Regions from separate parts of the Homo sapiens genome. Here region 1 is linked to region 2. A link is a loop called in an ENCODE intact Hi-C map of the cell type or tissue named here. Cell type or tissue: MCF 10A. All regions are shown on one strand. Each heading gives the region's core, and the rest is flanking DNA. Links, peaks and the distances in the headings are about the cores only. Region 1 overlaps NEDD4L (NEDD4 like E3 ubiquitin protein ligase). Region 2 holds the start of LINC01897 (long intergenic non-protein coding RNA 1897).

Evidence for each region. Hi-C counts contacts between places; a loop is a spot of excess contacts. Peaks named below come from ENCODE experiments on the same cell type or tissue, not always from the same donor. Only the 100,000 strongest peaks of a DNase experiment are listed, where the experiment ranks them.
Region 1: it touches region 2 in a loop (31-fold over the local background); 3 of 110 quality-filtered maps call a loop at or near these places.

Annotation. Positions count from the first base shown.
Region 1 is chr18:58,173,024-58,188,079 of GRCh38, reverse strand. All of the region lies in intron 2 of NEDD4L (NEDD4 like E3 ubiquitin protein ligase), which reads right to left. Among named protein-coding and RNA genes, the nearest start is that of NEDD4L, 140 kb to the right of the region's middle. In MCF 10A, for the core only: a CTCF peak has its summit at 7,142 (motif pointing right); DNase peaks (open chromatin) are centred at 7,149 and 10,759.
Region 2 is chr18:57,952,196-57,967,251 of GRCh38, reverse strand. LINC01897 (long intergenic non-protein coding RNA 1897) reads left to right here and starts at 5,625. Exons shown (of 2, transcript XR_007066389.1): 1 at 5,625-5,750; 2 at 5,846-6,016. In MCF 10A, for the core only: a CTCF peak has its summit at 7,837 (motif pointing left); a DNase peak (open chromatin) is centred at 7,781.

The sequences.
Region 1 (15,056 bases), core at 3,917-11,916, 220 kb before region 2:
CCACATTCGGAACACTGTCCTGCTTTTGTTCAAACTCCTTTCTTTTAGCCCTCAAAATACATCTCACATCCCTACCATGAAGTTTTCCCTGGATCAAATGGAGGCAAAGTAGCGAAAAATGCAAACAAGAGATAACAGAGACTCAAGCACATTCCCAGCTCTTTAGAAAGTTAGAACTGAAGCTTCCTGAGCTAGCAGCACATTCATATTCTCTCTCCCTTGAACTCAGACCAAAGAGAAATGAAATGCACATGGGGGTGGGGGGCGGTGGTGAGGATTTTCTGATGTTTAATGTGATTTCCATATTTGCTTTCAGAATACAAGTTCCGTCTGCTTCTTTTTTTATGAGAAAAGGAAATCGTGCATTTAATCGTCTTTGAATATTACTAATTTTATATTTCAAGTATCTGGTAATTTGATTTTCATAATTAATCTTAACACGTATTCAGAACACAAAAAAACTCAATACCATGTGAAGAGAAGGGAAACAAAAAAAGTCCTATTTTCATCTACTACAGAAAATATTAAGTCAAAGGTTTATATGTAGTGAAGCATACTGGATTTAAATCCTAATCATGTATTTTTTAGATTTAAATTTTTTCTTTATTGCTCTTCTGATTTATAAGAACCTAAGAAAAGGGTTTCCCTTCTTACTCCTTCTTCCCCGGTCCCTGCCCTCTGCTGATTTTCCTTCCAAAGGCTGCCCTTCTTACCCATCCCCTGCCCTCCAGTACCCCACCTGCCTGGTTCAGTGATTCAGTGAGCAATAAGTGCAGAAAGCCAATGCCCAGAAGATTAACACAAACTTGTCAGGTTGTCACAAAGTTTTTCTGGGTTCTCCAGGCCCCTCTAGAGCCAGCTCATTTGAAGCAGACAACTGCTGGCCAACAAAGACTGGAAGCCACGGAGACAAAGGAAACCCATTTTTCTGAAGACCCTCCGTGGGGTCTTGAAAAGCCTGTGCACTAGGCTTCATGCTCGGCCCTTCCTACTGAGTGGCCTTCTCCACTGCCTGCTGCTTAAAGGCTTTCCAAGCACCTATTAATTTCAAAGATCACTTTCCTGCGTGAAGACATGCCTGAGAGCATGAACAAGAGTTCTCAGACTGAAAGCAGAAAACCAAGATTCTTAATTAAATGATCAAGTGAGAACCCGATCATTTACTGGTGGTGTAGACCAGTGGCTCCCAGCTCTGGCTTTCATTCCAATCACCTGAGGAGCTGGAAATGCCAGGGCTGCAGACCAGCTGAATCAGAAGGCCTGGAGGCAGGGCCTCAGCATACCAGGTGACTGGCGTGCAGTGAGCATGAGAAGAGAGTCTATGCAAGCATACCGGAATGCAGCTCCAACTCCGGCACTTAAGTCTGCTGTGACTTCAGCAAGATGCCTAACCTTTCTCATCCTCCATTTTTCTCATCTGGAAAATGCCAATAATAATCCTTACCTCCTAAGAGTGATTGATGACTATGATTTAATTATGCCATATAAAGCTACAGTGTCTCAAAATACAGTAGGTCTCAGCCTCTGCTGCCTCATGTATAAAATGCCAATCAGAATAGAGAGAATGATCTGCTGGGAGTGTGAAAAGGAAATGAAGACAGAAGGGAGTGTGACTCACACATTATAAAAAAAATATGAATTCACGATGGGCTAGAGGCCAATTTACAGAACATCCCATTCTCCTGCTCACATCAGGGGTAACTCAACACAGCCCAATAAAATACAGGCCGTAAGCTCTGCAGGAGCCACCATCTCTCTCTGCAAATGCCAGCCTAGGGCTGACATCCAATGGAGAAAATCAGGCTGAGAATAAAACCTGCAGAGGGCAGAGGGAGTGGGGGAGAGAAGGAGAAGGGATGCTGATATCTCAACACAGGTTCAAACTGTTGTTTAATGGACGCTTTTCTGTTGTTTCTAATCTGCGACTCCGTCAACTAGGGAATGTATGTTCTTGTGCATCCTTCTCTGTTCCCGTGTGCATACGTATCCTTCTCTGTGTGCGTGTGCATATGTATCCTTCTCTGTGCGCGTGTGCATACGTATCCTTCTCTGTATGCGTGTGCATATGTATCTGTTGCATCCTTCTCTGTACGTGTGCATATGTATCTGCTGCATGAACTGGCAGAACTGGGAGTGCTGGGTCTAAGAGTACAGGCATTCATCATTTTATTTTACTTTTTAATTTTAATTTTAATTTTTTTTTTTTGAGACAGAGTTTTGCTCTTTTTGCCCAGCCTGGAGTGCAATGGCGCGATCTTGGCTCACTGCAACCTCTGCCTCCTGGGTTCAAGCGGTTCTCCTGCCTCAGCCTCCCGAGTAGCTGGGATTACAGGCATGCACCACCACACCCGGCTAATTTTGTATTTTTAGTAGAGATGGGGTTTCACTATGTTGGCCAGGCTGGTCTCGAACTCCTGACCTCAGGTGATCCACCCGCCTAGGCCTCCCAAAGTGTTGGGATTACAGGCGTGAGCCACAGCACCCAACCAGGCATTTGTCATTTTTATACATATTTCCAAATAGCTAGAGGTTGTACCCACTTAATTGCCCTCCAATGATAGTTTAAGGGTAGCTGTGATAGAAACTGGTAGTATGTTCCTGCTTGTCTGTTTTTACACTTTATATAATATACATATATTTTAGGACATATTCATCAGTGTGGTCATTCATAGCTTCTCCAGTTTGGGGTTGATGAAATGAAACTGCTTTAAGCCTCTTTTTTAAAGACGTGTGGACACCGGGAGTTTTAAAGTGTTTCATACGGAACAGGTACCATTCCCTTTGAAATCTGTTTCTACTAATGGTGCTAATTCCAAGCTCCCTACCAAAAGCTTACAGGGAAGTGAGCTACAGTCTGGGGTAATCCAGCTCCCACGGTCCGATCACAATTAAGACCTCCCTGTCATTCCTGTGGCACTAAATGCTAACCAGGAACCTGTGCCCACTGTTCAGCTGCACATTTGCACCATACTGCTGCTACAAGTACAGTGCCTTGAGAGCAAGGACCATGACTAACGCCGTGCACGCCTGGTGCTGATGAAACTGTAAACAAATGGCCTAATTCACCCTCCCTCGCAGGGTTAGGTCCTGTTTGGGAAAAAGGGTGAGCAGCACTTAGGAGAACACTTTCTTTTCTTTTCTTTTTTTTTTTTGAGATGGAGTCTCGCTCTGTCGCCCAGGCTGGAGTGCAGTGGTGCCATCTCGGCTCCCTGCAAGCTCCACCTCCTGCGTTCACGCCATTCTCCTGCTTCAGCCTCCCAAGTAGCTGGGACTACAGGCGCCCGCCGCCATGCCCAGCTAATTTTTTGTATTTTTAGTAGAGACGGGGTTTCACCGTGTTAGCCAGGATGGTCTCGATCTCCTGACCACGTGATCCGCCTACCTCAGCCTCCCAAAGTGCTGGGATTACAAGCGTGAGCCACCACGCCCAGACAGGAGAACACTTTCTTAAACCCAAAAACCAAGACTTCATGAACAAACATTTCTGGACTACACTGTGTTAATCCTTTACAGAAACTTTATGAACTGATCGGTTTCTCTGGAAAACTTCTCCAAGCCACCACTCCAGGGATGGCTTAGGAGGTAGGATAATAATCCCTACCTCCTAAGATGACGGATGCTAGTGCCCGGCATGATTGACTCCAGGTGCCCAGCAAGGCCTCTCGGTAATCTCAGCAGCACCTCCAGTGAGGCTCATCAAAACCATCTCTGCTCCATTTCAAAACCACACCAAGCAGGCTGCTGGTGGAAACCAAGAGCAGGAGAGGAGGGTAGAGAATCCCATGACTTCAGAACGTTTCTCCTACAAGACGTGACCCCACAACATGGCAATTCCTAAAAGAATGGTGACACTAAAGCCAGACACCCCTACCAGGACACCCTCATTCCCTCCTACCAACAGATTACATCCTTAAGGCCACAAAACACAAGCCCACTTCCTTTAAGTAATGGGGCGCGATCTCGGGTCACTGCAACCTCCACCTCCCAGGTTCTCGCCATTCTCCTGCCTCAGCCTCCTGAGTAGCTGGGACTACAGGCACCCGCCACCACGCCTGGCTAATTTTCTCTATTTTTAGTAGAGACGGGGTTTCACCATGTTAGCCAGGATGGCCTTGATCTCCTGACCTCATGATCCGCCCGCCTTGGCCTCCCAAAGTGCTGGGATTACAGGCGTGAGCCACCATGCCTGGCCTTAGAAGTCTTAACAGCGGAAGTTAAAATAAACAAAATAGGCTGTAAATAGGAAAGAGGGTAGAAGTTAAACAAAAATAATTCAAAATTAATCATGTTTCCACCTGCAATGTTCAGGATAACAAAAAGTCTTTTTTGCAAACTTACGGTGAACCAAGTAAAAACTTGGGTAACTGAAATCCGATGAAGCGATCTGAAATGACACCCACAAGTGCACGAAAAAGCTATTTACAGGCCCATGCGTGCAGCATGGAGCTTCGAAGTGAATACTCAATCAACTCGGTAAGATGCAACATGAAAAGCTATCTCCAAGGAGGGGGGTGCTGCAGGTGAGCAGCTGGCTCAGAGCCCAGGTGAAGAGTGTTTGTTCTACCTAGCCAGAGGGCAGGTTGAAAGAGGACATGGCCTATTAATGTGCAGCTCAAGAAACACTTTAAGAACCGGCACAAATGCCACTCTCTGGGCAAATGTTTGTAGCAAGGACAGCTGGCAGGGTACAGGTAACCGTCTACTCCTGTGTTGTGCCAAACCCGTATTAACTTCAACAGGGACAGCACCAAGTTGAAGAAGCCAAAGAAGAGACCCAGAGCTAACAAACAAGGCACAGGGTTTATTTGGAGGAACTTATTTATAGGGTGGCCCAGTGGCTCTGGGCTGGACAGCAGAACTTCAACTGCTTGTAAAAAGCATGCAGCTTATACAGCACCTTCACTTAGCACCCTCCTCCCAGCAACCTCCATGTGGCAACCCTCATTTCTTCAGTGACTGCTGTCCGGTGTGTCTGCCATAAGGGCCATTCTCAGGGTGTGCTGAAGTTACTGCTGTCAGACACTTCTCCCATACAACCTGAAGCATTATTCTTATGGGAAGATGTGGTCCCAGTGACAACCCAGGTTACCAGGAAGAAGCCTCCTCAGGCCAGGTCTCCTATGACAGGGGACCCAGCAGTGAGGGAGGAGAGGGAGTATCTTTCAAGGTACCTTCCTCTGCAGTTGGCCAAACACTTAAAATAAAGGAATGCAGAATTTAAGCTCTGAGCAGTCAGGACCTCCCTGCATAGTGCATAGAACACTACAGGGGCAGAAATATCTGAGAAACCAAGGCACAGGCCAGGCGCAGTGGCTCACGCCTGTAATCCCAGCACTTTGGGAGGCCAAGGTGGGTAGATCACTTGAGGACAGGAGTTTGAGACCACTCTGGGCAACATGGTGAAACTCCATCTCTACTAAAAATACAAAAATTAGCTGGGTGTGGTGGCAGGTGCCTGTAGTCCCAGCTACCTGGGAGGCTGAGGTTGCAGTGAACTGAGGTTGCGCCTCTGCACTCCAGCCTGGGAGACAGAGGAAGATTCCATCTCAAAAAAAAAAAAAAAAAAAAAAGGTATCAATGCTCAGGTCACCACAGAGAGCTGCAGGAACTGTCCTAACAGCCCAGAGAATAAATCTTAATGTCTGCAACTGCAAAGAAAATAAACTTTATTTTAACATCATCTCAACTGACACTTTTTTCTCCCTAAATGCCTCCCTCATTTTCTGTCCCACTGAAGACATGCATGGTTTTTGTTGGTATTTGTAACATTAAGAGATGTTAAAGGAAAGGAAGGACTTTATTACAAAATGAGCAGATGCATTCACCCCCCGCCCCGCATTTTCCTCTGTGGGTGTTTTCAGCACCCCCTACTCTGTTTTCAGTTCTTTGCTATGCATATCCACTTAGGCAATCTGCCCAGGTTTCTTGCACCAAGACTTAATGGACTCTTTCCCCTGCCCCTGGTAGAATTTTTATCAAAAACAAAACTCAAGCATCCAGAGAGAAAATCACCCAACCTTGCATTTTAAAAAATTTAAATTAAAAATTGTTGCTGCCATGGTTGAGGGTCACAATCATCAGTCTGAAAAACAATGTCATCTACAAAGTTAGCTATAGGGAAGGGATAACAATACAAAAAAAAAATGTGTTAAAGACCTCTCTAGCCTCTTCTGAGTCTCTTTCACATCACAGATTGTTCCATTAACTTTTTGAAATACTAAAAACTCCTACAATCTCAGAACCCTATGAAAGGGGAAATTTCTTTTTATTCCAAAGCCAAATACAAATACTTTTGAGATGAACCTTAGCTGTTACCATAAACAGCATGGATATAGGCAACTATTTATATAACAATATTTTTCTATATGAGGAATTCCTTTCTTAGGCCACGACAGGAGGATCGCTTGAGGCCTTCAGGAGTTCAAGACCAGCCTGGGCAATATAGCGAGATCCCTGTATCTACAGAAAAATTGAAAAAAAAAATTAGCTGGGCATGGTTGCATGCACCATGGTCTAGCTATTTGGGAGTCTAACGTGGGAAGGTTGCCTGAGCCCAAGAGTTCAAGGCTGTAGTGAGCTACAGCCGCACCACTGCACTCCAGTCTTGGTGACACAGAGAGGCTCTGCTAATTAATTAATCCGTAGATAGACAAATTCCTTTCTTAAAGAAACCTGGAAGAGTGTTGAAGCTCTGATTCATAAACATTTAAAACTAAAAATGAATCCTAAACATTTTATCTCTGGGACCATATGAAATGAATACAGTACTCTTCATTTGAAGAATTTAATTTTTTCCCACTATTGGTTAATTATTCCTTTTTAGTGACTGGCATTTTATTTGGATAATTCTACAAGTTTAAGAAATTCTCTAACAGAAAAGAAAGAAATAAAGGGGAAATAAAGTTTAAGACTATGTATTATCTACTTTAAAACTAGCTATGTAAAAAGTAGAAATTACTTAAATAAAATCATTCTCTCCTCTGCATAAGTGTCACTATTCGAGAATGGCTTAAATACCTGCTGAAACACACAAAATGTGAATTAACGATGTCCTCTGAAAAAGAACTCCAATCGACTATTCGATTTGTGTTATCATTTTATTTGGCTAGAACAAAAATGCACCTGACAATATGGCCACCAGAGGGTGCTGTAACCCCCCCAATACACCTCGATAGACCAGAGAAGGAATAGACAGTTAAGAGGTCTTCAGGTGACAGAGGCTGTACACCTGCCTTCTAATGAACTTACATGGGCAGAGCCCCTCTGCAGGAGGCTTTCCTTAAACATAAAGGCATCAGTGCTAACTTTAATGTAGGGAGGACAGAAAAGCAATGTGATGGGCACTCACAGAGGACTTTTATATTATTAAAATTCAGAACCTGCATGTTTTAAAGAATGTCCTAAACCTACAGAATAAAATAAATGAGAAAATTAATGAAATGCAAGGGTAATGAAAATATGGACCTGAATAAGTCACCTGGAGAACAAGCACGAAAGGAGGAGAGATTCAGCCAAGGGGTGGGGAGGCAGAGCCAAGGAGGGGCAGAAGAACGGGCGCTGGAGTCGGCCAAGCACAGAAAGGGGGTAGGGAGCTGTCCTCAGCTCAACGCCCCTGGGCCGATGTGGGACTAGAGCAGGATGTGCAGGACTCGGTGCTGGCCCTTGCGGCGCTGAAGGCCTATCAGGGAGAATCTTAGCGCCATGTGCTAAGTGCCACCACAGAGACCTGCACAGGGCCAGGCACAGAGCCAAGGACTGTGCACCCGGGTCACACAGACAGATCAGCAGCACTGGCCTGAGAAAGGAGAGAGCAAGGCACTTGTGCAAAGAGGGAGAAGGGGGTGGTTCTGGGCACCGGCAAGGCACAGAGGAGGAAGAGCGCACCGCGGCTCGGAGAGGGATGCGTTGCAGGGCGTCACAAAGACCTCTGTGCCCCCGTTCACCCAGGGCAATGCACAGTCACCGAAGTGTTTGCCCAGGCAGGAACATGGTCTGTCTGTGTCTTAGAGATAGAATTCTATACCTAGGTGGAGGAATAGAGAGAATAGGGCAGATATGGACGCTGCTTGAGGAGTCCTCTACACCAACGGTCCCCAACTTTTTTGGCACCAGGGACTGGTTTTGTGGAAGACAATTTTTCTCCAGGCTGGTTTGGGGGTTGGAGGAGTGGGGTGGATGGTTTGGAGATGATTCAAGGGCATTACATTTATGGTGCACTTTATTTCTATTATTATTACATTGTAATAGATGATGAAATAATTATACAACTCTTCATAATATAGAATCAGTAGGAGCCCCGAGCTTGTTTTCCTGCAACTAGATGGTCCCATCTAGGGGTGATGGGGGACAGTGACGGATCATCAGGCGTTAGATTCTCATAAGGAGTGTGCAACCTAGATCCCTCACATGCAAAGTTCCACAATAGGGTTCATGGTCCTATGAGAATCTAATGCTGGTGGCTGATCCGAGAGGCAGCGGAGCTCAGGCAGCAATGCGAATGATGGGGAGCAGCTGTAAATAGAGGAAGTTTTGCCCGCCTACCCATGGCTCACCTCCTGCTGTGCGGCCCACTTCCTAACACGCCACAGGAGTTGGAGACCCCTGCTCTACACAAACACTGAAAGCCAGACACAGCAGCCGGAAGGATGAGAGAGTAAAGGACGACTCTTTGGTCCCTAGCTTGGATGACTGTACAGATGGCGAGGCCATCACGGAGACAGATGATTCCAGAGAAAGAACAGTTTCTGATATTTTGACATTCCAGGCCAAGAAACTATGTAAGGACAAACAAAAGATCCTGAATTATACGGCCCCACTAGTGGGTGAAGTCTCACTTCAAGAACATGATGGCTTGACTACATATGCAATAATAAGAGAAGATGAAATCACACTCCAGAGAGCCAGTACACCACCGTGGAAGAAAGATATTTGAAAATTTCTCTTTTGTTTTCCAGATTTGCTAAATAATGTTTAAAATCACCTAACCAAGTTAAAATCCCTGTTCTCAATGAACTCGCACGTGATTCAAGTCAGTGTCAGAGAGAGTGTTTTAATATACAACCAATACTATCATTTTCCTACTAGGAAAAAAAACAAAACTGCGATAAAGCTGTAAGACTAGCCTAGTTTGATTTTTCTACCAGCCACTCCCAAACTTGAAACGCAGTATTTCTTCCACATGTTTCTCTACTTTCCTACCATGAACGCCTAGTTTTAAGCATCTAAAAGTCACAGAAGCTTAAAACAATGATCAATCAGTTCTTCAATAGGAGACACACAATAACATGCCTATAACAATGACGGATAAAAATGCGAACAACCCTTGAAGTGTATTTACTACACATTCCTATGCCAGAAGGAACGTTAGCACACATTCATTAAGAATCCAGGCATATTTTCTATCCCTTGTGTTGATATTATACAGTAGGAATGCCAATCCTTTTAATAATTTACGGAGGAGTTACACATTGCAGATTCCTTATTAAACATTACTTACACTAAGGTCATAAGTCCAACGAATATTCCGTAGCGAAAGTGGGCAATATTTTAATTGCAATACACTCATCTAAATTATGTCTGCATCTGTTTGTATGCATTTAATTCATCATTATTTTTCATGCATTTATTAACACAAAGCAGTGAGAGCGTTTTCTCTAAGGCAAAAACATTTCACAATTGCATTCATTTTTAGACCTTAAAATTTACAGTGGATATCCAAAAGCTTCATACGCTGTATTTTAAGCATGTTACCCTTGAATGGAAAAGAAAATAAATAAAAAGCTACTGCACTATCTAGGAACCCCATTCCCTGGCCCAGAAAGTCAATGCTAGCAGAATTAGTCTGTCATTGACCGACCAGCAGCAATATGAAAGAGTTTAATCTGGAAACCATGACAAAATAACACTGACACTCCCAGTTCTAAATATATATGTTGTAGAAAATCAATGGCTTATAACATCAGAGGTTGGCAGACTGCAGCCCGTGGACCATCAGCTCACACACATGCCCCTTTGTTTATGTATTGCCCAAGGCTGCTTTAGTGCTATGTCAGAGACCATCAGTCCTGCAAAGCCTCAACTACTTAGTATCTGGCTTTTTACAGGAAAATAAATAAAAAAGCTTGTTAGGCCCTGATTTAGATAACTACCTATAGCATGTAGGAAAGGTTTTATTTACCATTTAAGAATTTGCCAGTTCACTTAACTTATAAATAACCTTTAAAATCTTAGCTTCCAGGCTTCTCCCCCAAATAGAATTATTCAATAATTTTATAAAGTCGATGACAATGTTTCTTAGCAAATGAAGTAATACAACATTGGCAATACATATCTGAGAAAGACAACATTCTGGAGTTCCAAAGATGTTTCCCAAATGGATTCAAGATTGTGCGTTTTTAAAAGCATGACTTTTGGGTAGAAGGGACATTGTTACCTTCAATAACACAGATGCATAGGAGGCCCCAAGATCACCAGCCTCACGGCCTCCCCAAAGCTGCACCCACTGAGGATGGGGTGGAGAGCCAGTCCTGTCTACAATGGGGAGAACCATTAAAAAGGTTCAGAGAAACGAGTCCCTTCCTCCTGGGGTGGGGACGCCGGCAGCCACGCTCCAGCATCCTAATGCACACCTCTCCCTACACAGCACCTTCTGGCTGTGTTCCTGAAGGCTTGGTTGGTAGTTCAATTTTTGTTAAATAAATATTTTCCTCATTGTCTTACACATTCAGAACTGCTTTCATTTCTGACTCATCTCAAGTTGGCAACCTTCCCTTCCTCATACTTGAGCTTCTTACACTCTTTCTACCCTTCCTCCCCGCAAGAAAAGGAAAACAGAGGAAGACAGTGAGACAAACAGAATGCACTAAGACAAAGACTCCAGATTCAGGGCACGGGCGTGGGGGCACAGGCAAAGACAGCGGAAGATAAAGGAGAGGAAGGAATGAGGAGGGGCCGGCGGCTCAGGGAGAGGTGCAGGAAGGGGCCAGGGGCTCAGGACACAATGTCAGGCAGGGGATCCAAACTTCACCAGCCCTAGGACTGGCCTCATACTTTTGGCCCTATTGGTGCCTTTGTATCTATGTCAAAATGCGACCCCAGCACTCCTCAGCAGCTTTTTAATTTAATTTTCTAGGCTGCACTCTGACCAGATTAACAAAATTTGTCAAACATCTATGTGTCAGACACCTTCCGCTTCCTAAAAAACACATCAGATTCTCTGCCCTACAGACTCAGTGACCCCAGCATCATTCTAGACTGAAGAAAACGAGGGCAAGAAGTCTTGTAGTTTTCCTTCCACTCTGTCAAAACATTTGGTAAAGCAGAGGTGTCTTTGGTAACAGCAAATATCCATGCATCAGGAGTCAGGGCAACGTGAACAAGGTTCCACAGTAGGGACTCTCACTAATCTCACAACATCAGGGAATGGTACAGAAAAGTGACCTGTCTGGCTGGACACAGTGGTTTGCACCTGTAATTCCAGCACTTTGAGAGGCCAAGGCGGGAGGGTCACTTGAGGTCAGGAGTTTGAGACCCACCTGGGCAACACAGCAAGACAACACCTCTATAAAAATTTTTAAAAATTAGCTGGGCATGGTAGTGTGCCTGTACTCCCAGCTACTGGGGAGGCTGAGGCAGGAGGACTGCTTGAGCTCAGGAGTTTGAGGTTACAGTGAGCTATGATTGCACCCCTGCACTCTAACCTGTGCAACAGAGCAAGACTCCTGTCTCTTTTTAAAAAGGGTGAGGAAGAAAGAGATGAGGGGGGAAATGAAGCAAGGAAGGAAGGAGGAGGAGGAGAGAGAGAGGACGACAGAGTGAATGAGGGAGGCAGGAGAGAGGGACAGGGACAGAGAGGAAGAGGGAGGGAGACAGGGGGAGAGTGAGAGAGAGAAAGAAAGCAGTCTAGTTTGCTCTTTTATTTACCAAAACTGGAGTGGGAGAGAGAAAAAAGCTTATGTGGAAATGTTTGTAAACTGATCATATATTCCCTGCATGCTCACTTAGTGTATACTGAACATGGCACAGTCTTTGCTCAGTGATTCCGGATCATTAGGAAGATCCATTATTGTGGCGATGGCTATATTGCACAGCAAGCCTCCCGCAGGATGGAGATTTGCCAGCTCTGTGCATTTACCCATCTGCCATTTCCAATGCTTCCCTCTGGGAAACCTGGTCGGCTGGGTGGTGTGGAGGCTAGGATTGACATATTTTTAAAGGACGTTGCATGCATTCATATACTTAAAGACTAGGAGGTAAACACAAAAATGTAAATAGTTGTGTGGTTGTTAGGGAGTAAAGAGGTTTTTATCTATATTTGCGGGAGGGAGTTACTATCCTTTAATGTCATTTCGGTTTGGGGGGTGGGAAGGAATACAGCTAGAACAAACAGCCTAAGAGTTAGATCCTCTGGGGCTCTCACAGGAGTAATTGCACAAGCTATTTGGTGCAGGGATTTTAAGACAAACACTTTTTGGCCCAAGGGCCATTAGTGTTGATGTTGTGATTCTCAGCAATGCCCTAGACAGCGGAGGCTGCTCAGCAAGGCCTCCAGAGAGAAATGTAGCTCTGCAAAGAGCCTGCAGATCACAGACAGACTCTGCACAGAGTAAGGTGCTGCTCCTCAATGGGGGAGGAAGAGGAGAAGTCAGTTCTAAATGCTAACAAAGAAACAGTGCAGAGGACAAGTCCAAATGCCGGCCTGTACCTCGAGGGACCTCATGGCCACGTGTCAGCAAGGGAAACCAGCCCCCATGAAAACAACAGGAGGTGTACGGTCCCTAGTGGCCAGAAAGGCGCAGTCCCACCTAATGGGTGTGCCCAGCACACACCTCTAGCCATGCAGCCTTGCACAGATGCAGGCCCAGTGTGGCTAGATTGCCAAGACCTTCCAGAAACCTGGAAATCTCGATTTGTATTATAATATGGGATCTCCCAAACGTTGGCTCAGGATTTGCATTTTTTTGTTTCAGTGCTCCACAGGCCAAATAAACTCATGTGTGGATTCAGTCTGGTCCACAGGGACCAACTGTCTGCAAACTTTGGTCTGACCTCTGATCCAGAAGGGCTTACAGCTGAGCAAAGGTACTTCAATGTATGTTCAGCCTCTTTCAGAAGCTTCTCCATTAGTAAAATAAGGAGATTTACTTTGTACAATGTTTTCAAAGAAGGGCAAAGAAAGAAAAAAACAAAATTTCCAATCCTTTGGAAGTAAAGTAAATCAATATTTAAAATTTGCAGGTATACAGTACCAAAACAGCCCCTCCCCTCGTTACTTGCTGGTCACCTGGGGAAAAAAAATGTTAATTTTTGATAGTGGAGGGATGAGACTGCCCCCACATTTACCCAGGGATCAATTTCAATCACTGATTATGACAGAACCAGTCATTGTGTCCCTCCAGTCGCACGTAGCCTCACCCATTCCTGCCTCAAATTTGATCAAGCCTTTAGTCCAACTTCTAATACACAGTACGTACAAGAAACATGGGGAAAAGAACATGTTCATTCATTGATGATGCCACCAGGACACGATGGAATGTGGTAAGCGAAACAACCTTCCTACAAGTCATTGAAGGGGAGGGACTATTGATAGTGATAGGAAGCAGCCAAACGCCTGGGCAGATAGGGGCGGGTCCCCGGTGAAACCCCACCTTCGAGCCAAAAACAGCCTGAAGGCTGAAAGACTGGACTGCTGGTCCCGGATGAAACCCACGAACCAGAGCGAGAACTTCTGTTCCTGTCTGCCCACCCTTTCCTGATTGATTCTTTCTGAACAATGCCTTTTAATGAATCAAATGTTGCCTTTTCCAATACTACCTGCAGCCTGCCCCTCCCCTATTCTGAGCCCATAAAAAGCCCTGGGCCCAGCCACACGGGAAGGAGAGAAGCACCTGACTGCAGCCCCTCTCCACCGAGAGCTATTCCATTGCTCAGTAAAATTCTACTCTGCCCTCCTCACCCTCAATGTCCAGCATATCCTCATTCTTCTTGGGTGCCATGCAAGAACTCGGGAACCACTGAACACAGGTACAAGCTATAACACAGGTGAGCTAGGGCACCCCAGCATGGTAGAGTGAGACCCAGGTGGGGTGTTGCTGGCTGGGGGTCCCCAGTTTGCAAAGAGACCAAGAGTAAAAAGCTTTTATCACTATTCTAGGTTAAGAGAGTCTTAATAGACCCACCGATTAAATGCAATACAGAATTCTCAATTGAATCCTGGTTTAAACAGTCCAGCTGTAAAAGGCATTTTAAGGTCAGCTGGGGAAGTTCAGATAATGGATCAGGTAATAGAGTCCATTAGGCAATTAGTCTTAATTTTGTGAGAACAGTACTACAGTTATATAGAAATATGTTCTTGTTTTTTAGAGGTTTGGGCTGAAGTATTTAGGAACTAAACGTCATGATGTCTGTAATTCACTTCTGAATACTTCAGGGAAAAAAAGAGATGGAGCAAATACAGCAAAATGCTAACAACTTAAACCTAGGTAAAGGGGACTGAGGTGAGCTGTGTCAAAGAGCTATCCTCACACAGAGTTAGGACCCCATCACTCTCAATCACTAGGCAGCAGAAGGACTTTCTGCCATGTCCCTCCAATACCCTTGAGCCCATGTGTGTTTTAAATTGCAAGTCACCAGCTCTCAAAAGAAAAACTGATAGCAACCCAAGCAGGTTTGATGCCAATGGCTCATCACACACAATAAAGGAGCAACTGTGAATGAATGTCTTGCAACCTTCTTTATGAAAGCATGAGATTCTACAGTTGGTTTGTCTCAGCCAACATTGCTAAGTTTTAAGAAAGCAGCTTTATAGTCTCAAATGCATCCTAGGTAAGCTCAAATGAAGCCACTGATCATAATTAAAGAGAAAAAGGGAGGGGAGTTAGGTTTAAAAAGTTGCATTGAAATGACCCTGTTTAATGACTGCTTTAAGCCTATGACAAAAGGTTAAATGTCTCCAGCTTACTGAAAAAAGAAGAGTTTGAAATTTGAACAGCTATCCTAAGTTTAAAGGAAAAACTTTAAGATCTTACTTAGCAAAATATACCTATTCTAAATCTAGT
Region 2 (15,056 bases), core at 3,936-11,935:
GAATTGATTTCTGTATGTGATAGGGACCCCACTTTACTTTTTCATATGGATAGCTGATTCTCCCAGGCCATTTATTGAACAGGCCATCCGTTCTCTAAGGATTTGTAATTCCATCTCTGCTGCTGACCAAGTTCCCCATATGAGTGAAATCATCTCTCTATTCTCTTTCATTAGTTCTATATTCCTGACGCTTTTCTCTTTCTTATGAATTTTTAAATTTGGCTTGTCAAATCCAGCAAAAATCCTGTGGAAATTATTATTAGAACTCAATTTAATATACAATTGAGTTTGGAAGAGTATCCTTCTTTATGAAGTTCTGTTGTCTCATACATGAACAAACCACATCTTCACTGATTCAGGCTTTCTTGTTTCAGTTAATGATGGGCATAATTCTTTTCATTATGGTCTTGTTCATTTTTGTTTGAGATTTATTCCGAGGTACCTTACAGTTTTGTTGCTATTGTCAACAGCATTATCTTAAAATTATATTTTCTAATCAATTACCATTAATCTCTGTGAATCCTATTAACTTTAAATTTAATTTTTAGTTTTATCACAGTGGTACATGAACATAACTTAAAGAATCAAGTAGGCTTATAACCAAAACACTCCTCTTCCTTATCTCCTTTTCTAATAGTTCTCAACCAGGGGTGATTTTGCCTTCCCCAATCCCCTGCCCGGACATTTGTAATGTCTGGAGACATTTTTGATTGTCACGACTGGGAGTAGGGGACATACTGCCATATAATTGACAGAGGCCAAAGATAGGACAGCCCCCCCACTACAAAGATTTATCCACTTTAAAATATTGATAGCAGCAAAGTTGAGAAATCTTGTTCTATTCCATTCTCCCAAAGGTAATAATCAATCACTCTTCTAGCTTTTTCTTTGGGTATTTAACCTCCATATTTCTAAATTATTTTTAAAACTACAACTTTCAATTTTTTCTCATTTTTTTTTTTGGTTTGTTTGATTTATTTATTTATTTAGAGATGGAGTCTCACTCTGTCGCTCAGGCTGGAGTGCAGTGGAGTGATCTTGGCTCACTGCAACCTCCACCTCCTGGGTTCAAGTAATTCTCTGCCTCAGCCTCCTGAGTACCTGGGATTACAGGCACCTGCCACCAAGCCCAGCTAATTTTAGTATTTTTAGTAGAGACAGGGTTTCACCATCTTGGCCAGGCTGGTCTTGAACTCCTCCTGACCTTGTGATCCACCTGCCTCGGCCTCCCAAAGTGCTGGGATTACAGGCATGAGCCACCACACCCAGCCTTGTTTTATTTTAAAAGTAGCTGTTTATCCTCAAATTTCTGCCAGGGATGAAATCTCCCAATATGTTGAAACACATCAAATAAATGATCATTTGCATTTGTTTTGTACACATCCTCCATCCTCTTGCCTGCGCTCTAGGTCTGCTGTAGAGATGTTGATCTGGGACAAACCTTCACCATAACCCCGGGAATTTGTTTCTCTTCTTCCCCATGTTGGATTACCCATTTGCTGAATCCCATGTCTGCACTTTGGTGATTTCTTCTTTCATTTTGCTGGGGCAGAAGCTTCAATGTTTTCACAAGAGACATATTTCCTGACTCCTGGATTATCTGAAATTTTTTTATTCTACAGTGTTAAATCAAGTTTAGACTAAAACTGCCTTCTTACGTATTTTAAATTCAGCCTAAAGGTTTCTCCATACGTGGTGATCTATAGCCTAACTGTAAGTATAAACAGACTGTAATCTACTCTTGTGCCAATCACTGAGTTTTGGCCAATCAACTGTGGCCAACTATTCAAACTGTGTTCAAGTAAGACAAACATAGAGCTGTAACCAGCTTGGCTGTTTCTGTACCTCACTTCCGTTTTCTGTAATTCACTTTCCTTTTTTCTGTCTATAAATCCTCTTCCACTACGTGGCTGTGCTGGAGTCTCTGAGCCCACCCTGGCTCCGGAGGCTGCCCAATTTGCGAATTGTTCTTTGCTCAATTAAACTCTTTTAAATTTTATTCTGCTGAAGTTTTTCTGTTAACAACACTCACTATCAATTAAGATAGATAATTTGGCTGCATATAAAATTCTGAATTGGGAATGATTTCCTTTAGAATTTCAGAGGCTTTGCTTCATTGTCTTCTGACTTCCAGTACTGCTGAGGAGAAGTCTGATGGCCTCATGTTTCCCAGTGCTTTATATATCACTTTGTTTCCTCTTTGGAAGATTTCTGGGGTCTTTACTTGATCACACAGGTACTGCAAGTTCACTATTCTAGCTCTTGAAGTGGATCTTTCTCATTTATTGTGCTGAGCACAGGGCAGCCCCATTCAATCTGGAAATTCATATTCTTCAGTCTAAAAATATTTTTCTTCTTCCATTTTTTAAATTAGTTGTCTCTGATAGCTTACTTTCCTTCTGGAACTTATATTTTTCAGATCAAATACTCTTGTTTTTGTATCATGAGCCCCTTCTCACAATAATATTCTTAGATGCACAAAATAAAATGCATAGGATTACAAAGACAAACACTTTCTTTTGAGGTACAGTTGACACAACATTAAGAAATAAATTTTTAAAAATAAAAATAAAAAAGAAATAAATTCATTATAGAGTTATATATGTTTTTAAATAATAAGACAATAGCAAATTTAATAAACTACCATTTTTAAATAAAGTTGAATGCAAACTAATTTTAAGATATCTGTAACAACCGCAATAGGATTGTAAAATACCTATGATTTCTATTGGTGACAAAGTTGCAGTAAAGTTGTGCTTTGTTGCTTACATATTTACTTACTGTTTTGTTTGTTTGTTTGTTTTTGTTTTTTAAGATGGAGTCTCATTCTGTCGCCTAGGCTGGAGTGCAATGGTGAGATCTCGGTTCACTGCAACCTCCCCTGCCCCGGGTTCAAGTGATTCTTCTGCCTCAGTCTCCCAAGTAGCTGGGATTACTGGCATATGCCACCAAACCTGGCTTATTTTTAGTAGAGATGGGGTTTCACCACGTTGGCCAGGCTGGTTTCAAACTTCTGACCTCAAGTGATCTACACACCTTGGCCTCCCAATGTGCTGGGATTACACGCATGACCCACCGCGCCCAGCTTACTTATTTTTATTTATTGTTTAGAGACAGGGTCTTGTTCTGTCTCCCAGGCTGAAGTGCAGTGGTGGCATTTTAGCTCACTGCAGCCTTGAACTCCTGGGCTCAAGTGACCCTTCCGCCTCAGGCTCCCAAGTACCTGGGACTACAAGGACAGCACCACGCCTGACTAATGTTTTTATGTTTTGTAGAGATGAGGTCTTGCTATGTTGCCCAGGGTGGTCTTGAACTCCTGGGCTCAAGGGATCCTTCCACCTCAGCCTCCCAAAGTGTTGGTATTATAAGCATGAGCTGCCACACATGGCTGCCTGGACATTTAAAAGAGGAAATGTTGTATATTTGTTAGAGGTTAGGGAAAATAAAGATGTATTATTTTACCATATGGGTTTATGAACGAACTCATTCCACAGACCTTTTAGGAGTCTGGGGACCCCAGGTTAAGAATGCCTAATTCAGATGTTAGATCTCTTAAATGGATCCTCTAATTTTGTTACATTTTTCCCTATTTTTGTCTTTGTCCTTTTTTTTCTGATTTCCAGGAAATGACTTTTATTTTATTCTCCAATACTTTGCTTGAAGTTTTTAAAATTATATTTTTAATTTCTAACAATTCTTTTTTTGTTGTTTTCAAAATGTTCCTTATGTTTAGCGTCCCTGACCTTGCTTCATATACACAACATCCTTTCTTATCTTCTGAAGATATGAATGAAAGTGAAAGGTTTGTTTTATTTGTTTGTTTGCATTTTCTTCTGCTCCTTACATCATCTCTTTCATTATAATTACTTCCCACTATTTGGTTATTAGGGATCATGAGTTTAAAATGATCAATTGTACAACTTTTACTGACTGTACCCATTATTTCTCCCACAATTTTTATAATGCTGGCAGGTTTTTTAAAAAGTCAGCTACAATTTACATAAAATAAAGCGCATAAATATTCAGCATATAGCTCAATGAATTGTAAAAATCAAGGTATAGGCTGGGCACGCCTGTAATCCCAGCAAGTTGGAAGGCCAAAGTGGGAGGATCACTTGAGTCCAAGAGTTTGAAGCCAGCCTGGGCAACATAGCAAGACCCTGTCTCTACAAAAAATTTAAAAATAATAATAATTAGCCAGATGATGTGGTGCATGCCTGTAGTCCCAACTACTTGGGAGGCTGAAGCCAGAGAGTCGCTTGAACTCAGGAGATCGAGGTTGCAGTAAGCTGTGATCGTGCCACTGCTCTCCATCCTAAATGAGACCCTGTCTCCCAAAAAGAAAAAAATAAAATAAAAATAAAAGGATATACAACATTTACATTATTCCACAGATTTCCTGTAATCCAGGATATACAACATTTACATTACTCCACAGACTTCCTGTAATCCATCCCAACAAATATTTCCCTTCTAAGTATAACCCCTGTGTTGACACCATGAATTCATTTTGTCTGTTCTTGAACTTTGTATAAATGAAATAATGGAGTATTGATGTGCACTTTTGGGTCTGGCTTTTTCATTCAGCATTTCTGCAAAATTTGTTCATATTAATTCACCTATCAGTCTTTTTGTGTACTTTTTGCTAAGTAATATTTTATTGTATGAATATATCACAAGTTATTTTTCCATTCACCTATTAATATTACACCTGTCTTGTTTCTGGGTTTTAGCCACTATGAATAAAACTGCTGTGAACCTTCTCATACATATTTGTAATTGTTTCTAGAGTTTTAATTCCACCTTTTTAAAACCTGAAAGATAATTTTTAAAACAATGATTTTCTGAACTATTTTATTGATGTCTGTCTACACAATTGTGTGTTGTGTCCCACACTGTTGTTTTGGGTTCACATTATTCTCTGCTGACGTGTCTCCTTTAATAGGGAATATTGGTGGCTGGTGCATTCCTGCTGTCTTAGTTTTGTCTTCCTTCTTGAATAATAACTTGAAAAATCATTTATATTACCCTCAACACTGTGAAGATACCACCTCATGGTCTTCTAGCTTCTGTTATTGCTGATGAGAAATATATGGGGCTGTTTAATTCCTATTCCCTTTTAGCTAATCTGACTGCTATTTCTCTCTGGTAGCTTCTAAGATTTTCTCTCTGGAATTTTTATTCAGCTGTTTCATTATGTTATTTCTAGGTGTGGTTTTATTTTTATTTAACCTTCTGGCATGGGGAGAATACTTTTGATCTAAGGACATATTTGTGGTGATGGAACATTCTCAGCCATCTTCTCCTCAAATATTTCTTGTTATTTCTTTTCACAATTCTCTTCATTATTCCCTTTATTGCCTGATAAAATTTCTATTAGGTATGTAAGTTCTTCATTTATTACTCTGTAGATCTTAAATATATATATATATTAAATAGTTTAATATTTTATTACTGCAATCATGTAGAATGAATTTATCTTTTGACTGTTGATTTTGTTGGATGCCTTTCTTAATTGTTTTTGTATGTTTTAGAATTTTGGCTTATTTCTCCCTCTCTCTCTCTCTCTCTCTCTCTCTCTCCCTCTCCCTCTCCCTCTCTCATTTCCCCTCACTCCCCTTTCACAGTTGACTTCACCACAGGCCCAGGTCTTGTATTGAGGACAAGGAAATACTGCCCCATAATGCTGTTGAGAATATTTAAGAGCAGTCAGGAAACCCTTTGTAGCTTGGCTTTATTGCAGCAAGTGTGTATGTGCTATTTATACTGGCCTATTTTTATATTTTTGTTTTGTTTTTATATTTTCATGTGTTTTTATATGTTTTTATGTTTTGTTATATTGCAGCAAAGAGGAGGACCTGAACTTCCAAGGCCAACTTGACTGGAAACCCTCTAGTCTTTAATCCATAGAAACCTGACTTCTGTGCCCCCCATGCCTAGAAAACTACTTTTAAAAAGAACATTAGTGGTCACCACGTTGGTAAAGTATTAATAAATAAACATGTTTTAGTTCTAATCATACTTGGCTTTTGGCATGCTTCCTGACTACACTGCATCCCCCCAAATGCTCTGTTATCTTGGCTCCCACAATAGCACACACTTTTTATTTTTAAAAGGTTGTAAAATACACAAAACATAAAACTTATTATCATAACCATCTTTAAGTGCACAGACCAGTGGCATTCCGTACATCCCCACTGCTGTGTGGCCATAACCCATCACCACCATGTGTCTCCAGAACTCTTTTTATCTTGCAAAATTGAAACTCAATACCTGTTAAACCACAATTCCCCATTCCCTGCTGCCCCCTGCCTCTGGCAGCCACCATTCTACTTTCTGTTTCTTTTTTCCAAGACTGGGTCTCCCTCTGTTGCTCATGCTGAAGTGCAGTGGTGTGATCACAGCTCACTGCAACCTCGAACAATCCTCCTGCCTCAAGCAATCCTTCTGCCTCAGCTTCCTGAGTAGCTGAGACTACAGGCATGCACTACTACACCTGGCTAAGGTTTTTAGTTTTTTTTTTTTGGCAGAGATGGGGGTCTCACTATGTTGCCTAGGCTGGTCTTGAACTCTTGGCCTCAAGTGATTCTCAACCTTGATCTCCCAAAGTGCTGGGATTACAGGCATGAGCCACCGCAACTGGTGTCTACTTTCTGTGAGTTTGACTATTCTAGATGTCTCCTATGAGTGGACTTATACAGTATTTGTCCTTTTGTGACTGGCTTTTCACTTAGTGTAATGTCCTCAAGGCTCACCTGTGTGATAACACATCTTTCTACTGACTTCTTTCCAGTCCCCCTGCTGACTTCTTTCTAGTCCCCTCTTTGTTCATCCATGTCTTCATATTGGTCTTCCTCAGCGTTCCCTCCCGGACCCTGTTCTGTCTTCATCATCCCTACCCCTGGGTAATCTTCACTCTCATGGTGTCAGTTACCATCTCCATGGAGGGAATGGGCCTGTGTTTCTAGCCCAGACCTCTCCCCTAGCTCCAAGCTTTGCATCTCCAATTGTCTGTAGGACACTTTTTCTTGAATGGTTTGTAGGCACCTCCAGATCAGCATGTCCCAAGTTCAATTCCTCATATCTTTTTTCCCCCATAAATAAACTACTCCTTCTCTAGGTTTCCTATCTCATTAATTGACACCACCATCTACTCCAACCCAATCTACAAATAAAGATGTCATCTGTGACTCCTTTCTGCCTCCCTTCCCATCCCCTCCAGAGTAAGCCAGTCAATTCCCATTTCATAAACATCCCTGCATCTAACCCATTCTCTCCAAATCTATTGCATATAACCTACAACAGACTACCACTTTTCTAGCCTGAAAAACAGCCTTCCACCTGGCTTCTGTGCCTCCAAATCTTACGCCTCCCTAATTTATTCTCCAAACTGATACTTCTCAAATGCAAATCTGTAATTCTTTTCTGCTTAAAACCTTCAGTGGCTTCTCATTGCCTTTGACAAAATAGCCAAACTTCTCGGCCTGGCTCCTCTCGGCCAACCACGAACCCATCTGCAATTCGTGTTCCAAAAATGAAACACCCTAAAACAATGAAGTCCACTATTTCTTTCCGGGGTCAAGAGAAGAGCTTAGAAGACAAATTCTAGGAGATGATGCCCTCATTCCTTTAGGAAGGCAAACAATTGGATGATAACTAATTAGCATACATGTACTGGTAAAGTCAGCACGTGACCTGGTGAGCTGGCACCAAGATGAGCTGGTGAGCTGGCACCACGGGGCCTGTGGTGCCTTACACATGAACACGCAGCCTGACAGGAGCTGCAGTCTTAGGTATGATGTGAGAAGGATTGCCCCCTTCTGGCTGTGATTCTGAATGTCCCTGAGTTTTTCTGTTCCCTAGCATGATTAACTCACTGGGACATCTTTATTAGAGCTGGATCCATGGTTACAGTTTATAAAGCAATGAGAACAAATTTGAAATATTAATAATGTCCATTCCAGGAAAAAAAAATTAACCACTTTAAGAATCGGAGGGGGAGGGAAGTAATTTTCTACCTCATTGCATGGGTTTGGAGTATAGCTGAGAGCTATTTGGTATGAATACAAGGGGAAGGTTTGTGGAAGATATTTCAGAATGATTCGATGATGAGGCAGCCTGGCTGAGGCTCTGGAGAGCTGGTTTAAAGATGAAAACAAAATGAAAAAAGAAAAATTATTTTTACATAATCTTTTTTTAAAATGGGGATTTTAAAACAGCAAAGTTTTGGGGTGTTTTTTGTTTGTTTGTTTTGTTTTGCCTGGTTTTAGGTTACCTATTCCTTTTAGAAGCTGTAGAAAGATTTTTACCCTGGAGAGGCTCAAATGCAAAGCTAGATCAAATTTTCTATAATTTCGAGGTATCTGTGGCGTCTTTGGAGCTGTTTTATAAATTCACAGGACTCATGAGCTTCAGGTTAAGAACCTCTGTCTGGGAGTTCAGTGAGAAATAAAAGGATGGAGTCTATTTGGGGAGGATCATAAACACTTTTTTTTTTCTTTCAAAGACAGGGTCTTTCTCTGTTGCCCAGGCTGGAGTGCAGTGGCATGATCATAGTTCACTGTAGCCTCACCTCCTGAGCTCAAGTGAGTCTCCTGCCTCAGCCTCCCAAGTAGTTAGATTACATGCATACACCACCATGCCTAGCTAATTATTTTTAATTTTTTTTGTAGATATAGGGTCTCACTATATTGCCCAGGCTGGTCTCAAACTCCTGGGCTCAAGTGGTCCTCCTGCCTTGGCCTCCCAAGCTGCTGGGATTATAGGCATGAGCCACCGTGCCTGGCCCATAAACACTTTTTAAGAGTAAAGCTAAGCCAAACAACCGAGAAAGGACACAAACATGAATTTTTAATGTAGGGATTGCAGCCAAGAGGACAATAGCAGCTGTCCCAGAGTGTCATGAAGATGTTTGCAGAGTATCTCCCAAATGGGAGGCTGATTATATTTAAATTACAAAGGTTTTGCTCTTTTTGGTTAAAAAAACTTCATGCCTTGAATTTGGTTACCAGCTCAGAAAGGTAGGATGAGCTGGGGTGGGAAATGAAACATTGAGAAGTTTGGCCGAGCACGGTGGCTCACACCTGTAATCCCAACGCTTTGGGAGGCCAATGTGGGCAGATCGCCTGACCTCAGGAGTTCAAGATCAGCCTGGCCAACATGGAAAAGCCCCGTCTCTACTAAAAACACAAAAATTAGCCAGGTGTGGTGGCACATGCCTGTAGTCCCAGCTACTCAGAAGGCTGAGGCAGGAGAATCACTTTAATCCAGGAGGCAGAGGTTGCAGTGAGCTGAGATAACGCCACTGCATCCCAGCCTAGGCGACAGAGCAAGACTGTATCTCAAAAAAAAGAAAGAAAGAGAGAAAGAAAGAAAGAGAGCAAGATTGAGAAGTTAAATTCAACTATTCTTACAGGAAAAGTCCAACACTTCCATTTACTTATGGTTGTTGTAATGAAGTGTTGTAATGAAGACAGGACCACATTTGACAATAGATCCTAATATAATTAGGACTTCAATTAAGTAATGAAATGATTACCATTGCCTGGGGCACTTATGCTGGACAGAAAGATGATGCTGCATTGAAACATAATATGGGACAAAAAGAATTCTGGAAAATGTGACCTTCGGGTTTGACATATTTTGACATGCTTACCTTACAAAATTATTTTTCATGAATATTGATAAAATATTCACACCTCCTTTGTGGAAAAAGTCACTGCGATGAGCTTTCATGTGTGCAGTGTTCTTTAGCTAGGGGCATCAGCACACTTTTAGAGTCTAAGGGTTTTTCTTATCTTTCTTGCACCACGATTTCTGCATTTGTAAAAGAGGAACTCATAGAAGCTCAGGTTTGTAGGCAGCCTTGAAAAGTCACCTAATCAGTCTTTAGGCAAGTTCCCCGCAGAAGCAACTCTGACATCCTTGGATGATGCACCCAATCTCAATCAATCCACTGAGATTCTAGAACTGGAGATGTCCACTCTTAATATTGACTCAGGGTCTTCAAAAGATGTGCCAGTGCCCATAAGCTCTGTCCATGGGCGTCATTCTGATCTAACTGCTGCCTCACCTACTGCTTGTCTTCTCTTTGTGACTCCAGACTGAACTGTGATACTGGCCCTTGCACTTGACCTCCCCGAATACCAGCCCCTCTCCTTGTGTTATCTGGTGTCCTAATCAGGCCTTGACTATGAAACTCTTCTTGCCCACCAGTATCCCTTCAGCCCTTGCCATCTCAGTGCCCACCAGCCTGGCTTCCAGTTGCCAGCCCCTGCCTCTTTGCCTGGGATGTCCTCTGGCTGTCAGAGCCTGCTGTGCTCCAGCCTACATGGCACAAGTGCCAAGGAATCAATCACCCCAAGGAATCAATTAATCCCAGAGCACTGACGGGAGTGGTTGATAATTACCCCAGCCTCCTTACCTTTCCCAGGGAACCACTGTTAGGCACATGCTCTGTACTGTTTCCCAGAGTTCTCCAGCAGTATTAAGCTCCACTGGTATATACACTGGTGTCTTTTTAAATAAACTCACCCCTTGTTGCCTGCCCTCTCTTCCCTGTCTTACTTCCACATCACCCAATCTGTGTTTCCTTGGCTCGCCTCCAAGGATCCAAGTTTATTGCAATATTGTTTGCATAACAATAAATGCAATAAACTATCGAAATAAACTTGCATTCAAACTCTTATCTCAGAATTTTTCTCTGGGAACAAAAACTAAGACAGGAATCTCAGACTTACCATATTCAAAACAATCCTGAGCCCTTCTTTGCCCCTCTATCTTCCTTCCGTTCCACACATACCCACACCCTAACTCTTTCTTTCCCAGTTTTCCCCATCTTAGCTAATGCTCCAGCCAGCTCCCCAGTTGGGCAGGCTACAAACCTAGGAGTCATCTTTAGTTCTCTTTCCCTCTCATATCCTACATTCGACCTATCAGCAAGTCCTATTGGCTCTATCCCCTAAGATAAATCCTGAATTCAGCCACTCCTCATCAGCTTCACCGCCATAACCCTCATCCAAGTTACTGTAGCCTCATACCCTGACTGCTACAACTGTGCCCTGCTGTCTCCCCGCTGTACACTCACCCCTATGGCCCACATACAGCAGCCAGGGCAATCTTTGAAAGTATAAATAAATCCTGTTACTCTTCTGCTTAAAACCCTCAAAAAACTCCCCACTGCTACTAGAATAAATACTGAACTCATGGACAATCAGCTCCTGCCTTCTCTTCGCTCCCTGTCTTTTGTGACATTCCTAGTGATGGATTTGTATTTTTTCTTCCCATTGCTTGCACATGCCAAGCTAACTCTTGTTGTACTGTTGGGGTTTAGAAAATGATACCCCAGGCCAGGTGCAGTGGCTCATGCCTGTAATCCCAGCACTTTGGGAGGCTGAGATGGGAGGATTGCTTGAGCCTGGGAATTTGAAGCTGCAGTGAGTTGTTATGGGGCCACTGCACTCCAGCCTGGGCAACAGAGCAAGACCCTCTTCCTAAATGAAAAAAAAAAAGAAAAAAATAGATACCCCAAAATGTGTCAAATATGCCACTTTGGACTTCAAATTGAGTGCATCTGGGAAGCAGCAAATATGGTGGGGAGAGGAGGGTCTCCCTAAAGTTCCCCTATCTACCTAAATGCCAGATCCTCCAGAAGATATCCAATTATTGGGAATTCCTTCCCCAGATATCTCATCAACCGGATATCTTTGCAGGAAGAAGGACTAGAGTAGACTCCATAGCCAGAGCCCACGCTATTGCCTATTATTCAAGCCCATTCATCTCCCCTAAAAATCATTTGCTCTTCCTCTAAAATTGCCTATATCCTCCCTTCCCTCTCCCCTATGAAGAAGATATTTAAACTTCAACCATCTGGCCATTCTTTGAGTTTCACACGTTGTGTGGCTTATGTGCACTTGCATGTTAATAAATTTGTATGCCTTTTCTCCTGTTCGTCTGTCTAAAATCAAGTCTATTTCAGAGAGCAAACCTTCAGAGGGTGGATAGAAAGTTCCTTTTGTCCCAACATAGGGCTTTTGTATTTGCTGTTTCCTCTACCTGGAATACTTTTCCTTTCTATGTTTGTGTTTCGTTGCTATGGTTGCTATATCACAGTGCTGAGATTCCTCTGCAGAAATGAAGAACTTGTTCCCCTAGGTGCTCAAAGTGTTGCCGGCAGATAGCCCTCAGCTGTGAGCCGCCTTCTGGCATTGCCTCTGCCAAAGAGAGATGCCCCTCCCAAGGTCATGCTTCCTTTTTGGAGGAGCCACCATCCAATGACTGATTATCTCATGAGCAGGTGCCTGTCCCCTTGCCCCAACTCAGGGCAACTCTAAAAAGCTATCTCAGCTCCAGAGCCCCCTGCGGGGTCGGCTGAGGCCTTCATAGCTCAGCTTCTCCCTCTGCCCAATGCCACTTCCTTCCTCTCCATTCCATGGGCGCTGATCCCACAAGCACTCCCTGAGAACCTCCTGTGTGCTAATCTTCATTCCAGAGTCTGTTTCCTAAGGATCCCAATTGGTGATATTAATCACTGAAGGTTCAGTCCAATGTTAACCCTTCAAAAAGGGCTGACCACCCAATATAACATTGTATCCCATGGCTGAATGAAGACAAACACTCATGAAAACGTTACAGGACAGGATGAGACTGAAGTCACCATCTGAGAAGGGGTGCAGAGCACTAAGTGCAGTAGGAGACCACGAAAGGGAGACATCAGGGAGGTCAAAGGGCTCAGGGAATCTTCCTGGAAGGGCTTGGGCTTCCCATGGTCCTGGTGAATTCTGAGTTGAATGTTAAGGTTCTGGGCACTCTTCCCTCCTCTGGCTAGATGTCTAAAAACTAGAGGAGCATGATTTCAATCCTGCCCTTCAAGGGGAGCACGGATAGACACGTGAACAGCACTGGCCTTGGACTGATCCACTAATCAGTGACCACTGTCTCTTGATGGAAAGTGATATGTGACTTCACATCTTTTACTTGCTTGTTGGGGGAATCAATAAAAAGAAATATATGAAAGACTTTTTTTGTGTTTTGGAATCAAAGTGCTACAATAATGCAAGCTGAATGGGTGAAAAAACCAGGTGCTTGTGCCCTGGGGTATTGGCAGGAAGGCAGTGTAAGAAATGTTGTGCAGAGAAGGGCTCTCTGAGCATCCCGCGGGTGGAGCCATGAGGACTTTGTACAACACGTGCTGTAGAAGGGTTACTCTCAAACTCGATTCCTCTTCAGATGCAGCACACTTCCTGGCCACTTTTCTATGCTATTAATTTGTGTGTACCATCCTGAGAAATGCAAGCTCATTCAGCAACAGCCTGAGCAAAATATTTTTTAAAAGGGCACACCAGCCGGGTGCAGTGGCTCATGCCTGTAATCCCAGCACTTCGGGAGGCCAAGGCAGGCAGATCATGAAGTCAGGAGATAGAGACTATCCTGGCTAACACGGTGAAACCCTGTCTCTACTAGAAATACAAAAAGTTAGCCAGGCCTGGTGGCACACGCCTGTAATCCCAGCTACTCAGGAGGCTGAGGCAGGAGAATCGCCTGAACCTGGGAGGCGGAGGTTGCAGTGAGCCAAGATCACGCCACTGCACTCCAGCCTGGACAACACAAAGGATAAATGCTTGAGGGGATGTATGCCCCATCTTCCATGATGAGGTTATTATGCATTGCATGCCTGTATCAAAACATCTATGCACCCCATAAATATATACACCTACCATGTACCTGCAAAAATTAAAAATAAAAATTTTTTTTTTAAAAGAGCATACCAGCAGGGCACGGTGGCTCATGCCTGTAATCCCAACATTTTGGGAGGCTGAAGCAGGTGGATCACTTGAGGTCAGGAGTTTGAGACCAGCCTGGCCAACATGGTGAAATCCCATCTGCACTAAAAATACAAAAAATTAGCCAGGCATGGTGGCACTTGCCTGTAATCCCAGCTACTCGGGAGGCTGAGGCAGGAGAACCCAGGAGGCAGAGGTTGCAGTGAGCCAAGATTGTGCCATTGCACTCCAGCCTGGGCAACAGAGTGAAACTTTGTCTCAAAAAAAAGAAGGCACGTGAACTGTGGGAGGCTATCACATCATGCAATCCTAGCCTAAAGATAAATGATGAGTGAATTTCTATTATCAGCCACTGATTTGTATAATAATCGACTAATGAAAAGTGTTTGTTGGATACCTAAGTGTCCAAAATAGGTGAGTTATGGTATTGTTCTTCTCTATTACCACTAACAATTGAATAAATATTGATGACTCACGGATTATCTGATTATTTTACATGTGCATTTACTGAGTAATGGTGTCTCCTGTTGTAGAGGGTTCATTTCCATAGTCTGGCATAGAATATACTGAGAATGCACAGGAACCCACTCTAGATTTTAACCTGTGACCCATAGGCCCCACACAATCTCGTGGCCCTGACACCATAAGACCTTTAGATACAAGAACTGGGCTCAAAAGAGTCTTACGTTGAAAATGAAAATGCACTGTTGCATAAAGAAATGCTCACTGGGCATCTTAGAGCATTCCCATAGGCATTCAGTGGGGCTAGGTTGCACAACATGCTTAGCTAAGCCTGGAAATTTGCTTTTACCAGACAAAATAAGCGCCTTTCCAACTGCCCTCGCAGCTTCGGCAGGAGGGCAGCCTCCTTACCACGCTGCCGCAGCCCACAAAGCACTCAGCTCCAAAGTGTTTCCAAGTTGTTGCTGGCAGAGCTGCCTACCTGGACCCAAAAGCCAAGGAATGCATTTTCTCCCACATGTCCTAAAGCAAATGAATTACTAATAACAGGGCTGGGTTTCAGGTCTCGAAGTGCTTTCTCCAGCATTCTGAGCCCTACCGCAGTGTAAGAATGTTGCAAGGAACTAAGAACTTTATTTTTCCAAATAAGATTTCCTTTCCACAAATTAAACGACTCAGTAGCAGTTGTTTTGACAGAGCTTTAGTCCAGAATGCTGCTGAGGTATTTATACCATGCTCTGCTTAACAAGAGGGCAAGAGGCACCCTGAAGTCTCTCTTCTCAGACGTCACTGACCTAGCCCAGAACTTAAACC